2 separate regions of the Homo sapiens genome follow, and region 2 is linked to region 1. Evidence: chromatin loops called from intact Hi-C (ENCODE). Cell type or tissue: IMR-90. All regions are shown on one strand.

Region 1 (8,000 bases):
ACCTCACATCCTCAAATGCTGCATTTAACTGGCACTTTGACTTTAATCAAGCCTAAAATCTCACAGCTTACACAGCCAAAACAAAAATCATCATCCCTGTATTACAGGCTGAATTGTGTGTTGAAGCCCTCACCTCTAGTGTCTGTGAATGTGAACTTATTTGGAAATAGAGTGTCCACAGATGTATTTAAGATGTAAATTCAGATGTGGTCATACCTGAGTGGGGTAGCCCTTAATCCGATATGACTTTTGTCCTATTGAGACATACAGGGAAAACGTCATGTGACAACAGATCAGAGATTGTAATAATGCAGCAGTAGGCCAAGAAACACTAAAGAGACACAGCCACAACCAGAAACTAGGCAGAAAAAGGCAAGGAAGGATTCTATCCAGAGTTTCAAAGGGAACATGGCCTTGCTTACACCTTGATTTCAGACTTCCAGGCTCCAGAACTGTGAGAGAATAAATTTATGCTGTTTTAAGCCATCCAGTTTGTGGCATTTTGTTATGGCAGCCCACCCTTCCAGGTATGCAACATCTAATTCCTACATCAATCTTCCATTCAATAACTTTTACAATATTTTCCCATCTGTCTGAAAACTCCACTAATTTTCCTCCATTTCTTATATCCTAGAATTATTAAGAGGTATTATTTTACCATTTAATTATCTCGTTTCTAAACCTTTCCCTTCCATTTCTACCATTACAACCCTACTTTAGGCCTCAATAATATCTTTATTTCTTAAATCCTACCTTCCTTACATCACCCTTGTTCTCAAACTTTCAGACACCCTATCACATCACATTTAAAAAGCACTCAGTCTGACTCTATTCTACTTCTTTCCATACATAAACACAAGTGGTTCCCAGAACACATTTTGTTCTTTATCGGCTAGTCTTTCACAGTACCTAGAATAGTCTCTAGTAGACCTAGTGCTCAATTAAATACTAACATCCACACAACATAAACTTACTACTGCCTCCACACCATCTTTCACGTTTCACAAGTCCATGTTATGCCAATTCATGCCTTCAATACTGAATCATTTCATTCATTCTTAGTTGATGTCTTATTCCATTTTTCACCACAGGTTCTATCCTAAGTCCCAACATCACTCCACACTCATTCTAAAAGTTTATCACTTATATCGCTAAAGAACAAGACCTTTTTGTAACTTCCCTCTCTCACACCTGGAAGTGTCTCAACATCTTCACCTATCATTTTCTTTTCCCTATTTAGTAGAAAGAAGTGTCTTCCATTTCTAATACTAGCATCTCTCATCTGTGTTTTTAATGTTTCCACTTATCTCTTTTCCTGGACCTTGCCGTATCAATGAGCTTCTCCTGCTTCTCTCCCAAAGACACAGAAGTCTCATCATATAAATTAAATTTTTTAAAAAAAGTTTTTCAACTTTCTATAGTGGACACTTGTGGACAATATATTTTCTTGGGCTATGGCAACAACAACATCCAGTTTCTATGAGCAGCAAAGCCAGTATCAGAGACAAGGCTATATCATCCAGCGTCCAGGAGACAGCAGGTAATGACCTTAACAAACTGCCCCTCAATATAGTATCTTAGCTATGGTTCTGGATATAGTTCTAGTTGCCTACCTTCTTTCAGTTCTTGTTTTCCATGCCTGAAGCATCCAATATCTTTCAAAAAACTGTCTTTTAACCACGGGGTCAAGTTTCTGATGTTTGTGAATAAAACCTTGACTGATGTCTCGGCTTGGGCTGCTTTAACAAAATACCATAGACTAGCTGGCTTACACTCTTTGTTACAGCTCTGGAGCATGAAAGTCTGAGACAAGGGTGCCAGCATTATCAGGTTCCTGGTGACAGCCCTCTTCCTGGCATGCAGATGCCTGCTTTTCTGCTACATCCTTGCATGATGGAGAGAAACAGCTCTAGTGTCTTCCTCTTCTTATAAGGACACTAATCACATCATGAGGCTCTACCCTCCTGACCTCATCTAAACCTAATTACTTCCCAAAGGCCCTATGCCCCCTAACACCATCACATTGAGGGTTGCGAGCTCAACATATGGATTTGGGGGAGAAGGGGAACACAAACTTTCAGTCCATAACAACTGACATAGTCTTGTTCCCTCACAAATTACTCTTTTTTCTCTTTCCTTTCTTTCCCAAGAGTTGTCCCTACTCTCCTTCACTATCCCATGATTTCTTAATCCTTGAAGACAGGGGTCTCCAACCCCCGTACGAGTCTGTGGCCTGTCAGGAACTGGACCGCACAGCAGAAAGTGAGTGGTGGGCAAGCAAGTGAAGCTTCATCTGTATTCACCAGCCACTCCCCATCTCTCATCCGTATTTACAACTGCTCCCCATCGCTTGTATTACCACCTGAGCTCTGCCTGCTATCAGATCAGCAGCAGTATTAGATTCTCACAGGAGCACGAACCCTACTGAGAACTGCACATGTGGGGGATCTATGTTGTGCACTCCTTACAAGAATCTAATGCCTGATGATCTGTCACTATCTCCCATCACCCCCAGACGGGACTGTCTAGTTGCAGGAAAACAAGCTCTGGGCTCCCACTGATTCTACGTTATGGTGAATTGTATAATTATTTCATTATATATTACAATCTAATAACAATAGAAATAAACTACACAATAAATGCAATGCACTTCAATCATCCCAAAACCATTCACTGCCCCTAACCCCAGGCCATGGGAAAACTGTCTTCCACAAAACCAGTCCCTGGTGCCAAAAAAGTTGGAGACCTCTGCTTTAAGATGTGACATTTTTCTCCTAACCACTTTTACTAAAATTACTAAGAGTCACGAATGCCCTTACCTCTACTAAATGTATTCATTTATTTATCAACTAAGATTTTTCCTTGAACATTTTTCTTCTCTCTCCCTCCGATAGCTTATCCAATCAAAATACCTCAATCTAAAAAAAAATTCTGGCCCCATCCACTATTCCCTTCCCTCTCTCCACTTTTTTCTTCTCACTCTCTCTCTTCTGCCTGTGTTCCCTTTTCTCTCTGAAACAGCTCATTCAATGCAAATACCTCAATCCTGATAATTCCCAGTTTCACAACCTACCTCCTACCCCTCGTACCTCACCCTTCTAACCCCAACTCTCACAAATTTCCAGCTACAGCTCAAAAGTACACCACAAATGCATGTGAAACCTTACTGGATTGATTAATCAATCCTCTCATCATCCTTTCCTAGTTATTCCAAGTTGGTTCATATCTAACTCCTCCTTCCTTACCCACAATGATATCCAAACACCATATCATCTACTTCTCAGATCCAAGCCTCCCTTCAAATCCCTTTGCAAAACTGTCATTTATCTCTGTAATCCTCTTTCCATGGAATATCACAATGGTTGTCACCTTCACTTGTCTGTCATAGCTCCAATATATTTTTTACATTTCTGCCAGAGCTATACAATCTATCAAGTCATGGATGGACTCCACAGTTGCCTGCCTTCAAAAGCTCCTCAGTGGCTACCACAGTCTAATCGCCTCAGCAAAGTATTTAAAAATCCACGACTTCCCTCCATAAAGTTCATGCTTGAGTCACATGAGAACACTAATTCCTTCTAGAGTCCTCATCTCAGTGGTCTTTAAGTTGGAACACCCTCTTTTTCACTGACTTTCCCTCACAAACAGAAATCTAAGCTATTCCTTCAAGATTCAGCTAGAAAATTAGCTCCTCTAAGTCTTCTTCCACCCCTAGTTAAATTGGTCCTCTTTCTATAATCCGACAATACTTTGTTAAATTTCTCACATAAGACAAGTCATTTTTGTTCACTGTATTGTTTGTTGTATTTACATAGCACTTTATTGCAATTTAATTTCATAGCAATTCTGTGAAGAAAGTATTATTTAGCCAATTTAACAGGGGAGGAAACAGGGAGAGAAGTAACTGGGTTAATACACACACACACATACACAGAGAAAGACATCTTTCATTCCAATCTCCTGACAATTAAGTTTTACATTTCTTAAGGGCAAAGACTCCAAGGAGCCTAGAAGAGTCCTTTCTACATAACAGATGCTTTGTAGGGTTGTGGTTTTTCTTGTTGTTTTGTTTTGTCTTTTGTTTTTATGGTGAAACAGAGTCTTGCCCTGTTGTCCAGGATGGAATGCAGAGGCAAAATCTTAGCTCACTACAGCCTCAGCCTTCCGGGCTCAAGCAATCCTCCCACCTTACCCTCCTGAGTAGTTGCTACTACAGGTGGACTCCACCATGCCTGGCTTATTTATTTATTTATTTATTGGCAGAGACGAGGTCTCACTATGTTGCCCAGGCTGGTCTCAAAGAATTGGGCTCAAACAATCCTCCTGCCTTAGCCTCTCAGGGATTACAGACGTGAGCCACTGCACCCAGCCTGCTTTGTGTTTTAAATATGTTTAAAACCACCCTGTTTTATCTGTCTAAACTCTTGAAGACATAGCTCAAAAGTCTCATTTTTAACTCTTCCAGCCCTTACTAATATTTCTGTAAACTATATCATATCACTTGGCATGTTGTTACAAATGTCATTTGATATATAAGCATGCCATTAATCGTATTAATGAGTTCATAAGCTTTAGAGGGCCAACATGCCTCATTCCACCGTGGTATCCTTTATACTCCCTAGCACATGGTTGTTGCTCAATAGTCCCCAATTTATCCCTTGTTCAAATCTCTAAGTCCTTTTTTTTTTTTTTTGCATGACATATATAGATTAACTGTGACTAAACTTTACTTCTGTAACAGTAAATATTACTTAACCCATTCCTGAAATATAAAGCTCATACACAGGTCAGGGAAAAAGTATTCTAAGTATCTGAATGGAGAAAAATCTAGAGTGACTATTTTAGATGACTGTAGAGGGCAGCAAAGCAACAGTAGTATCCTCAAAGAAAAACATGTATTTTTCTTAGGGAACTTCAAATTTGTTTTATATTTCAAGAGATGCTGTCAGGATTAAAGCTTTTGAAGGAAAAGGGGCTTTGGGGCATGCCAAATACAAATTTCACCAGCTACTTATATATTTAAACATTTTTACTATTAACTATAAATATAAAGAAAATATATCAATGCCCAGATCCTTTTACATGAAAAACAAGCTTGATAAACAATGCAGTTTCAAAATAGCCAACATAATTGCTGAGTACTTTAAGAATCCCGAAGTTGAAAATCTTTCCTCATTGAAAACGGCAAACATAATTTCTTAATTTTATTTTCTTAAATACAGAAAAGAATGTCAATAATCTAGATAGTCTTATTTCCTGCTAATTAGTATTACTAATTATAAACTTGATATGCCTTTTTGTTATTCAAAATCAGTCAACTGTAGGGTCTATACCAGTTTAAAAGAAAAAAATTATAAATCCTTTGGCACTGTACTAGTATACAACAATAAACAATGCAACACCTTGAAAAAGAACAGAAATTCCCTTACTGTTATTTCAATATTGAAGTTCACTCTGCTTTTAATATGAACTAGGCAGAAAAACTGCATCAAGATAATCATATAACCTCAGAAGTGTTTATAGGAATGGGGAAGCTACTATATAAGTTGACATTAAATACAACTGTATTATTTGCATGTTTCTCAAAGATTGTGTTGGCAGTAATTTTTTACTTCCTTTAAATTTAACAAGCAGAAATGCAGAGTTTTAGAGTGACTGCAGTAGCCATTAACATAAGCAGGCTTATGATTAAGTGAGAAATGCTGCTATCATGTTTTAGTCCTGTGCCCTTAAAGAGAAGTATAGAACTGTTAGCTATATGCCTTCTTCCACTTGATTCTCTTCCAAAAAATTAAAGGAATGGAGAAGGACTTTTTTATTTTGCATTTAAAATAAAGTAGGTATGGTATCTCTAAGCAGGTTTTAAAAACTAGGCAGTTTATTGTCAGGCTTAGTATTAAATTAAATGTATAGCCATGAATGATTATCTCTAAATCAAATTAGTAGGGAATCTGAGTCTATAATGAAAGGACATTTAAACATTTTTACTATTAACTACAAATATAATGAAAATATATCAATGCCCAGATCCTTTTACATGAAAAACAAGCTTGATAAACAATGCACAGTTTCAAAATAGCCACCATAATTGCTGAGTACTTTAAGAATCTAGCTACAACTAAATTAGAAATTTTATTAATAATCTTCAAAACTAGGGCCTAAGATTTTCAGTAATAGCAATCATGTCTATCATGAATAATTCACAGTTACTATATTAAACTGATTTTACTACAGTTTACCAATACTAGCATTTCATTAATATTTTTTTCTTCTGAATTGAAGCAACAGAAGAGTCAAGCACACTCCTGACATTATATATAATGTTCTCAGACACTTAGTTGGAGTCCTAGCCCTGCACAGTTTCACATTAGCATACTTCCATTACAAAATAGACTATCTTAAATTTACCCACTTCATTCATAAAACTCAGTTCCAGAGTCAGATGTGTCATACATGAAGTACGATACATCTCACAGAAGCAGCTTAAGCTAGACAGGTAAATAATATACAGCTGATTTTGAAATAACAAAGCAGAAGACTACTATTCTCATAGAAAGTCAATTCTGCAAACATCTCAAATTCAAAATGGGTGAGGCAATGGGAAATAGAACTGAAGAGAGGAAAAATAATTTTTTAAAAAGGAAAAATCAGTGGAGAACTATCTCAAGTAATATCTTTAAGTCTACCAACCTTTTCTAATCATCAAGAGTACAAATCTCTTTAAGAATATATTCCTATAGTGTATTCTGCATAACATAGCTTCTGCAACATAATATATATTACACCAAAGAATTTGTTTAGTTTGTTAAATGGGATATTTTACTGAAGAATTTCTTAGACCATTAATAAACTAATTCACATTGTTAACTTTCCATGAGGGGGTATATCATTAGCTTTTCCTATTCCCAAATGTATTAAAACATGGTACTTTTTCTTCCAAAAACCTACCTTCTGAGACTAGTGTTTCACAGAAACACTTTAACAAAGACTGTTTTAAGCCTGAAAGCATGAAAAAAATGAAAACAGAATTGCATGCTCACTGTATGCAAGAAGTGGTGAGGGAAGCCTTCCTGGAGAAAGTCAATCTTAAACCAAGCCCTTCAGAATTTGATTAGGTAGGAAGAGCAATGTCATTCTAGGCCTTATGGGTAAAGACCACAAAAGGGCATAACCCACTTTAGAGACAATTAAAGGTTCAGACTTGAACTATCCAAACTGGTAGCCACCAGGAACATCACACTTGAATACAAAGTGCATTAAATGTGGCTAGTCCAAATTGAAATGATCTATAAGTATAATATATCTACTGGATTTCAAAACATTACTATGAAAGAAAATGTAAAATATCTCAATTTTTAATAACAATTGCATGCTGAAATGATATTTTGGTTACATTGTGTTAAATAAAATAAGATTAATTTCACCTATTTCTTCTTCACTTTTTAAATGTGGCTTCAAGAAAACTTGAAATTACATGGCTTGCATTATAGTTCTATTAAAACGTGCTGGTTTGGACTAACCTTGATTTCGCCATCAAACTCTTGAAATAAATATGAGTGCCTACTACATGCCAAGCACATGGGAATACAAATAATGAACAAAACAGTGAAGCACATTTCTTTCAGAAGATTGATAATATTTGGTCAAATCATAAATGAAAATGCTATAATAAATAGCACTTGTCAAGAGAAAAAAGAATTATCTGATGTTGTCTTTCAAAATACAAATGTCCCAACCCTTGGACTCCACACCTCACCCGTCTTACAAAAATTGTTGATCTAGTAAGTCCATAGTGGGGCCCGGCCACATTGCTTCAAAAAAGATTCCCTAGTAACTATGATTTTAACTCACACATCCTATCTTTGCAGGCTCTAACTATTTGAGAATAGCTATTTACAGCCCCACTCCCTTTTTCTGTTCTTTTATTTCTTGTGATAAAACCTAGGCTGAAAGCCTAAAGGGCCTCTATTGGGTGCAACAGCCAACCTATTTAAGAACAA
Region 2 (8,000 bases), 700 kb after region 1:
AGTGAGATTTTGCAATAGTTTTTCTTTGTGTGGCTTATTTCACTTATCATAACATCCTCCAGGTCTATCCATGTTGTGGCAAATGGTAAGATCACCTTCCTTCATAAGGCTGAATGATATTCCACTGCGTGTGTGTGTGTGTGTGTGCATGCTCAAGTATGTGTATGTGTGTATACATTTTTTAAAATTCATTTTTCTGTTGATGGACACTTAGGTTCTTTTCATATTTTAGCTATTGTGAATAATGTTGCAATGAATATTAGAATGTAGCTATCTTTAAAGGTGGTGATTTCATATCCTTTGAGTATATACCCAGGAGAGAGGGATCGCTGGGTCATACCGTAGTTCTATTTCAGATTTCTTTAGGAAACTTCATTGTGTTTTTTTTTTTATAATGGTTCTTCCAATCTACATTCCCACCAACAGTGCTCTAGAGTTCCCTTTTCTCCATACTTTCACCAACATTGTTATGTCTTGTCCTTGTTCTTTCTTTCTTTTTTCTTTTTTTTTTTTTTTTCGAGACAGGATTCCACTCGCATTGCCCAGGCTGGAGTGCAGTGATGCGATCTCAGCTCACTGTAACCTCCGACTCCTGTGCTCGAGTGATCCTCCCACCTCAGCCTCCAGAGTAGCTGTAGTTCCAGAGTAGTTCCAGCTACTCTGGACTACCAGTTCCAGTAGTCCAGCTGTAGTTCCAGCTACTCTGGAGGCTGAGGTGGGAGGATCACTTGAGCACAGGAGTCGGACGTTACAGTGAGCTGCCCAGCTACTTTTTACATTTTTTGTAGAGATGGGGTTTTCCCATGTTACCTAGGCTGGTCTCAAAGTCCTCAGCTCAAGTGATCCACCTGCCTTGGCTTCCCAAAGTGCTGGGATTACAGGCATGAGCCACTGCTCCCGGCCTTGTTGTTTCTCTAAGAGCAATCTATGGGTGTGAGGTGATATCTCATAGTGGTTTTGATTTTTAATTCCTTTCTGATTAGTGATATTAAGCACTTTTTCATATATCTGATGGGCATTTATATCCTCTTTGGAGAAATGTCTATTCAAGTCATTTCCTCAATTTACAGTTGGGTTATTTGTTTTTCAGCTATTGAGTTGTAAGGGGTCTTTATAAATTTGGGGATATTAACACTTTATCAGGTATGTGGTATGAATTATACTTTCCCATGTGTTGGTTGCCTTTTCATCTTGCTGATTGTTCACTTTGCTGTGCTGAAGCTTTTTAGTTACATGGAGTCTCATTTATTTGTTTTAATTTTGTAGCCTGAGATTTTGATGTGATATCCAAAAGAATTATTGCCAAGGGAGTGTCCAGGAGCTTTTCTCCTATGTTTTCAACTTCAGGAGTTTTACAATTTCAGTTCTTACATATAGCTATATTATCCACTTTGAGTTAATTTTCATGTATGATGTAAGATAAGGGTCTAACTTCATTCCTTTACATGTGGAAATCCAGTTTTTCCAACACCATTTATTGAAGAGTCTCTTTGCTTCCCCATTATATCCTCTTAGTGCCTTTGTTGAAAATTATTTGGCATATAAGTGTCAACTAATTGACACATCCTTTTGGATTTATTTCTGAGATCTCTATTTTGTTCCGTTGGTCTGTGTGATTTGTATGCCTGTAACGTACTGTTTTGATTACTATAGCTTTGTAATAAAAGTTTAAATCAGGAGGTATGATACCTACAGCTTTGTTTTTCTTTCTCAATATTGCCTTGGCTATTCAGGGCTTTCTGTGGTTTCATATAAATTTTTGAAAATTTTTTTCTATTTCTGTGAAGAATTCCATTGGAATTTTGATAAGGATTGTGTTAAATCTGTATATTGCTTTGGGCAGTATAACATTTTAACAGTATGGATTCTTCCCATTGATGAACACAGAATATTTTCAGTTTATCTGTGTCTTTAATTTCTTTCAAAAATATTTCATAGATTTCAGTGTACAAATCTTTCATCTCCTTGGTTAAATGTATTCCTAGGTATTTGTTTTATTCTATCATATATGTGATTATTTTCTTTCCTTTTCTTTGGCTGGATTGTTATCTGTGTATAGAAATGCTTTCTTCAAAGGCTCCATGGGGAGATTCTGTTTTTTGCTTCTAGTTTCTGGTAGCTCCAGGCCTCCTTGACTTTTGGCAGCATTGCTTCAATCTCTGCCTCTATGGTCACAGTGCCTTTTTCTCTGATTTCTGTCAGATCTCCCCTGTGTGTTTCTTATAAGGAACCCTGTCATTGGATTGAAGGCCCACTGGATAATCCAGAACAATCTCTCAAAATTCTTAATTTAATTGTATGTATAAAGACCTTTTTTTCCCCAAATAATGTAACATTTATAGGTTCTAGGAGCTAGGATATAGGCAAAAATTTTTGAGAGGCAGGACAGATTTTGTTTGGTTATTTTAAAATATCATGCTAAAAACATGTATTAGTATTCGAATGTTTGTCAAACTGTTCAAAATAGGTTAGTACGTAATTCTAAGTATATGCTACTGATGTAAGTATTTATATCCTCCCACTCTTACCTTTGAAAATTATCTAATGTTCTTATGCTGCTAAAATATGCATAACATGAAACTTACCCTTTAAGTGTACAGTTTAATGGCATTAAATATATTCACATTGTTGTGCAGCCCTATAGGGTTTTAGTGGGTACTGTGTTCTGTTATTTCCTTCTCTTCCAACTTTGCTACATAAAAATATCTAGAATTAATATTATTATCAAATTAATGTTATTCATATATTGAGATGGTAATACAATTTTTTTTTATATCCTGTTAAATCAATGTCTTTTTGATGTTAAATCTAGGGCATATCTAGAGAGAAAATATCATCATATCCCAATATCTTCATGGGAAAATTTAGGCCACATGCAAATGCACAGAGTCGTGAAGTAGAGCAAAAATTTGGACCAAAAATGTAGCCTAAAAGGAGGAGCAAATTTTAGCAACACATATGAAAATAAAAAAGAAAACAAACTAACCATGATCCTAAGTTATTTGGAAATGCTTGTTTAAACATACTGTTTTTGTATAAAATGAGTGAGTCAGTCCGTGGACGTCACTTCTAAGTTTTGCAATTTTTAAAACCAATCTGTAATCACCAGGACACATTCCATGAATACTTTATTGTCAAGACACATTGACAGACTTAAGAAAAACATCCTTTTGCTTATTTTTATAATTATTTATTCCTTCACATACCTGTTCCTCCCACTATCCCATGATATTTATGTGGAAACTAAGATACTTTCATAATGCTGGTTCTTCTATCATGGTTGACACTTTGAGTCTTCCTCATACTATTAATCTCAAAGTATGTACAATGAGGATACTGAACCATCTTAGCAGGTGAAAGTCAAATTGGTTATTGTTCAACATATAAAGGCAAATCAAATTTTCTTTTAGTTAACTTTTGACTAAAATGCACAACTATAATTTATTTCAAAAGAGAGAACCATTCAAGTATAAACCTGACCCTATTATTACACTCTCAGCAGGAACAGAGAAAATCTCTTTTGAGGGTCTTAGCTGGCCACTGGTTGCCATGCAAACTTGACTCATTCATTACAAATTCACAGAAAATTTCAAATACTAATTGGAGCTTCCACAAATGTTTGAGAAAGAAATAAGTAAACCTACTAGTGAATGCAGACAAGAAGCCAAATTTGTCTTTCTTTGCTTATGAAAGGTTAAATTGATAGACCACCATTTTACTTAAACATAAAATTAATTTTGAGCTGGGCAAGTGGATGCCTGCAGCTAATTTACAGTCAAATCACATCCACTTGGAATAGTAGGGTTAAATGAAAACATGTTAATAGGCTATTTACCTGTTAGGCCTTGGTAAGTGCAGGGATAACAAATGTAATTCATTTTGTTAACATGATGAAGTTACCATAATTAAGCAGTTGGTAAAGAAACAAATCTGTTATGAGTTTACGTTTCCAGCCTTTCAGTGAAATCTGATGTTCCAGTAAATGGATATCACAGGGTTCGGCCACCAGGTATACTAAAGGACTCAGCCAGAAAAGTCACTACTCTAATGCTGATCAGATCTTTTCAACCAGCAGATTTTTGTCCATTCCTGGCAACTCTCTCAGTTTGCTGCTTCATGAAGTTCTTAGGGATATTTTCCAGTTTACATCAGAGCTAGGGGTGAGTTGGAGTGTTTTTGTCCTATTTCAAACCAAAATATACATTTTAACTCTTTTTTGTCTTTTCAAAAATGCAGCAAGTCATTAATGGGAGCCTATGTTAAAGGAATTAAGTAAGATGCCCAAGAAAGGAGTGAGCAGCCCTGAACCAATTTAACTGGATTCTAGATTTCCAAATTGATGAATCACATTCTGAAATCTGCTTCAGTTAAAGAGATTGAACCAGCCAAAACTTATTTCTTCTTCTATTGTGATATAGTCCAACCAAAAAAGATTCAGAGAAAAATAGAGTGTGGTTGTTCCTCAGTCATTACTGTTGTGCTGAATTCAAAGTACAGCAAAGATAAAGGATTGCTTTATAAAAGTGAGGCTGATAGGGCACTAGAATTCTGTTTTGCTTTAATGTGCTTTTGATATATTCACTTCTTTTCTTTAAAAGAATAACTTTTTAAAAAGGATTTTATTTCTTTTAAAAGAATGCCATGTTCCTAAGAACAAAGAATGTGTCCATCTAGAGAGATAATCAATGTTGACTTAATATTGATATGAGTATATACAGTATATATTAATTATAAGATTATATAAAGTAAAACCACATTTCTGTTATATACAGCTTTTTTTCCACTCAATAATACATTGTAAAATTTTTTCCACATCATTCATGTTATTTGGACTGTCCATAGAAATAGCTGATTCAATATCCTGAGTAACATAATTACTCCAGTTAGTAAACTACATCTTAATATTGCTTTGCAAAAACCTGTGCAACCCATCACTTATTAGTGGTTTGTAGAATTATTTTTCTCACATTATTAATGCTGCAATGATTGTAACTGTAGCAAAATCTTTGTGCATATCCGTAATTACTTTCTTGAACTATTTCTGGGAGTACAATTGTTGAGCTGATGTGTTTGTATTAAAGCTTTGATACACAATGCATATTGTCTTCTGCAGGTAACTAATTCCTGTGTCCACAATATAGTTTGAAAAATGAGGTTGAGATGGTTAATTGTCCATTAGAATTCTCCGTACTTTTTTTGTTTGTTTTGGTTTGGTTTGGGGGTTTTTGTTTTGTTTTATTTGTTTGGGTCTTCAGGTCCAAAGGCCTAGTGATCCCTTGTACCTGAAATGGCTTTATTGTCCTTATATGTCACTGCCACAATTTCCCTCATTACTATTATATGCATTTTATGATTTGACTTTGCAATTACTCCCATAAAAAGGAGGAGTCAATTTCTCCTCCTTTTAATATGTGCTGGCCCTGTAACTTGCTTTACCAACAGAATAATAGAGTAATATGATATGCTTCCTAAGTCCAGGACTCAAGAGGCTGTCTAGCTTCTCTCTTGTCCTCTTAGAAATCAGATGCTATATTAAAAAAGTCCATAGTAGCCTGCTGGAGATAGAATGTGGATGGTATTGACATACCCTGGCTGACAGTGTCAGCCAGTTGCCAGCAATGAAAGTCATCCAGGACCAACCAGATGACCTGCCAAATGACCCACAACAGCATGAATGAGTCCAGCTGACACCGTATAAGGAGCAGAGATGAGCCATGCCCTCTGAGCACTTCCTGTGTTGCCAATCACTGGTATCCTGAGCAAGTGAATGATTGTTGTTTTATATCACTAAGTTTTAGGGTAGTAAAACACTCAGAAATAAATAAAAATAGTAATTAATGCAGTTGATACATTTTAAAATTCATTTACAGCTCCATCTTTTTCTTATGCCTCTTTCCAAACAAATCAGTTGAGATAAGAGTATTAATTTATTTTAATGGAGGTGTTTCACTGTTGCTGAGAAAAAAGAATCCTGGCTTGCTGAATACTGTCACCACCAATTAAATATACTGCTACTGCAGAGTAGCCCACTTCCTTGTATCATAAATTGGCAAAGTTTGACTTAAGTTTATGATAGATAGGACTTTGCATGAGTGGCACTCTATGAAAGGCAGATTTATTAGTCAAAATGTACCTCTTAATAAATGAGAGTATATATACACCAGTGATAAAACATTTATCTTGTGGATAGATGAAGTATGATGTTTGATGCACATACTTTTAAAAGTTTAGTTGAGTTTATCTAAAGATAATTGAAGCTTGCTTTTATCTGCTGACTGAGTACACTTTTTATTTCACATGACCTAGTGTTCCTTGGACTTAAATGGTTTTAGTGTGGCTTTGGATGCATTGATATTTTCACAGGATGATTTATGATACTTACCAAGATATTCATTTGTAAAATCAAAATTTAAATTAGAGTCAATTTGGCAGCTTTCCAACTCGAAACCTACTACATAGGTTATTAAGAATAGAAAATCATTAAACAAAAATAGCATCTGGTGGTCCGTACTGTATCTGTAAGATTAGTAGAAAAAATTTTCCCTAAAACAAATAAACAGATTTGCAAAACAATCTATCAGGCAACTCTGTTTATAGAAATAAAAATGACTTAAATCAATGCTCTTCAGTATTATAGCTCCTTAAAACAACATAGTAATATTTACCTGCATACATTTTCTTGATCATCTCTATGGAGCTGTGGAAGGTAATAAGCCAAGGGACTATGTACGAATTAAATGGAATAAGGCTCAGAAACTATTAATTTAAATAAACCTTGTATTTCATTTGCATTTGTAAGTTTTCTACTGTTTGGAAAAAAATGTAAAAAAAACCTCATAACTTTCCAAGCCAATTGTGTTTGAGGACAGTTTTTCGAAGGAAATATCTGTAGTCCAGTTTTCTCATTTATTCCCAAATTAAGAAGGCTAGATTCTGTGTAAACCATGCTTTAAACTGGTCATCAAAAATAACTAATAATCTAAGTGACAGAGCAGAACAACTCTATTTCATATTAAATTTCTATTCTTTTATGACATATTCATGATTCTCCCCTTTTTTTACATAAATTCAAATGTATATATTAGTTATAAAAGTAACACAAATAATTATAGTACATACAACCTTACCCAGATTCCCTATATTGTTAATATTTTCCCCCATTTTTGTTTTTTTATTTAATATGGAGATATAGCATATATATGTATTTATATACTGTATGTATGTATTATATATGCATATAAAGTCATACATTGCTTAATGACAGATACTTTCTGAGAAATTTGTACTTTGGCGGTTTTGTTGTGCAAACATTATAGAGTGTACTTACAAAAACCAAGTTGGTATAACCTACTACACACCTAGTCTATATGGTGTAGCCTATTGCTCCTATGCTACAGATCTGTATAGAATGTTACTGTACATTCTGCAGTAAGCAATTATACCACGATGATAAAGTATTTGTGTACCTAAACATATCTAAACATAGAAAACATACACTAAAAATATAGATTTATAAGCTTATGGGACCACCATCATATATGCAGTCCATAGTTGTCTAAAATATCATTCTGCAGTGCACCACTGTATAGATATAATACTTTATTGAACTAGTTTAAAGTAAGCTTCAGGTACAGTATGATACCTTTTCCCATAAATACTTTAATGTTTATTTCCTAAAGCAGGGCAATCTTTTGTATAATTACAATAATTCTTTAAATTAGGAAATTAATCTCTGTGATATATATTCTTACTTTTTTTCTAGTAGTATACCTCCTCTTTTAGAAATACTTGTCTGCTGCCCATTTTAAATTAGCTCCCCCTGCTATGTGTTCACAATGCACCTTTTTTTAGCCCTGCAGGACACTCATCATTTTCTAATCTAACCATCATCTTGATATCTATCTCTTTAATGCACTACAAGCTTAGGAGTGACTAGTATAATATTTACTTTATTTCCTCCCTAAGGTAGCACAATTCTTGGCACTTAAACTTTTCATAAA

What was found. Hi-C counts contacts between places; a loop is a spot of excess contacts. Peaks named below come from ENCODE experiments on the same cell type or tissue, not always from the same donor. Only the 100,000 strongest peaks of a DNase experiment are listed, where the experiment ranks them.
Region 2: a loop joins it to region 1, with 3 times the contacts of the local background. A loop is called at or near these places in 2 of 110 quality-filtered maps.

What each region holds. Positions count from the first base shown.
Region 1 is chr3:111,077,372-111,085,371 of GRCh38, reverse strand. The region is part of intron 1 of NECTIN3 (nectin cell adhesion molecule 3); the gene reads right to left. Among named protein-coding and RNA genes, the nearest start is that of NECTIN3, 9.6 kb to the right of the region's middle. In IMR-90, a CTCF peak has its summit at 4,854 (motif pointing right); a DNase peak (open chromatin) is centred at 4,811; H3K4me3 peaks cover 206 bases; H3K27ac peaks cover 909 bases.
Region 2 is chr3:110,379,879-110,387,878 of GRCh38, reverse strand. No RefSeq gene overlaps it. Among named protein-coding and RNA genes, the nearest start is that of NECTIN3-AS1, 690 kb to the left of the region's middle. In IMR-90, no CTCF peak of the experiment used is centred here; a DNase peak (open chromatin) is centred at 3,058; H3K27ac peaks cover 2,411 bases.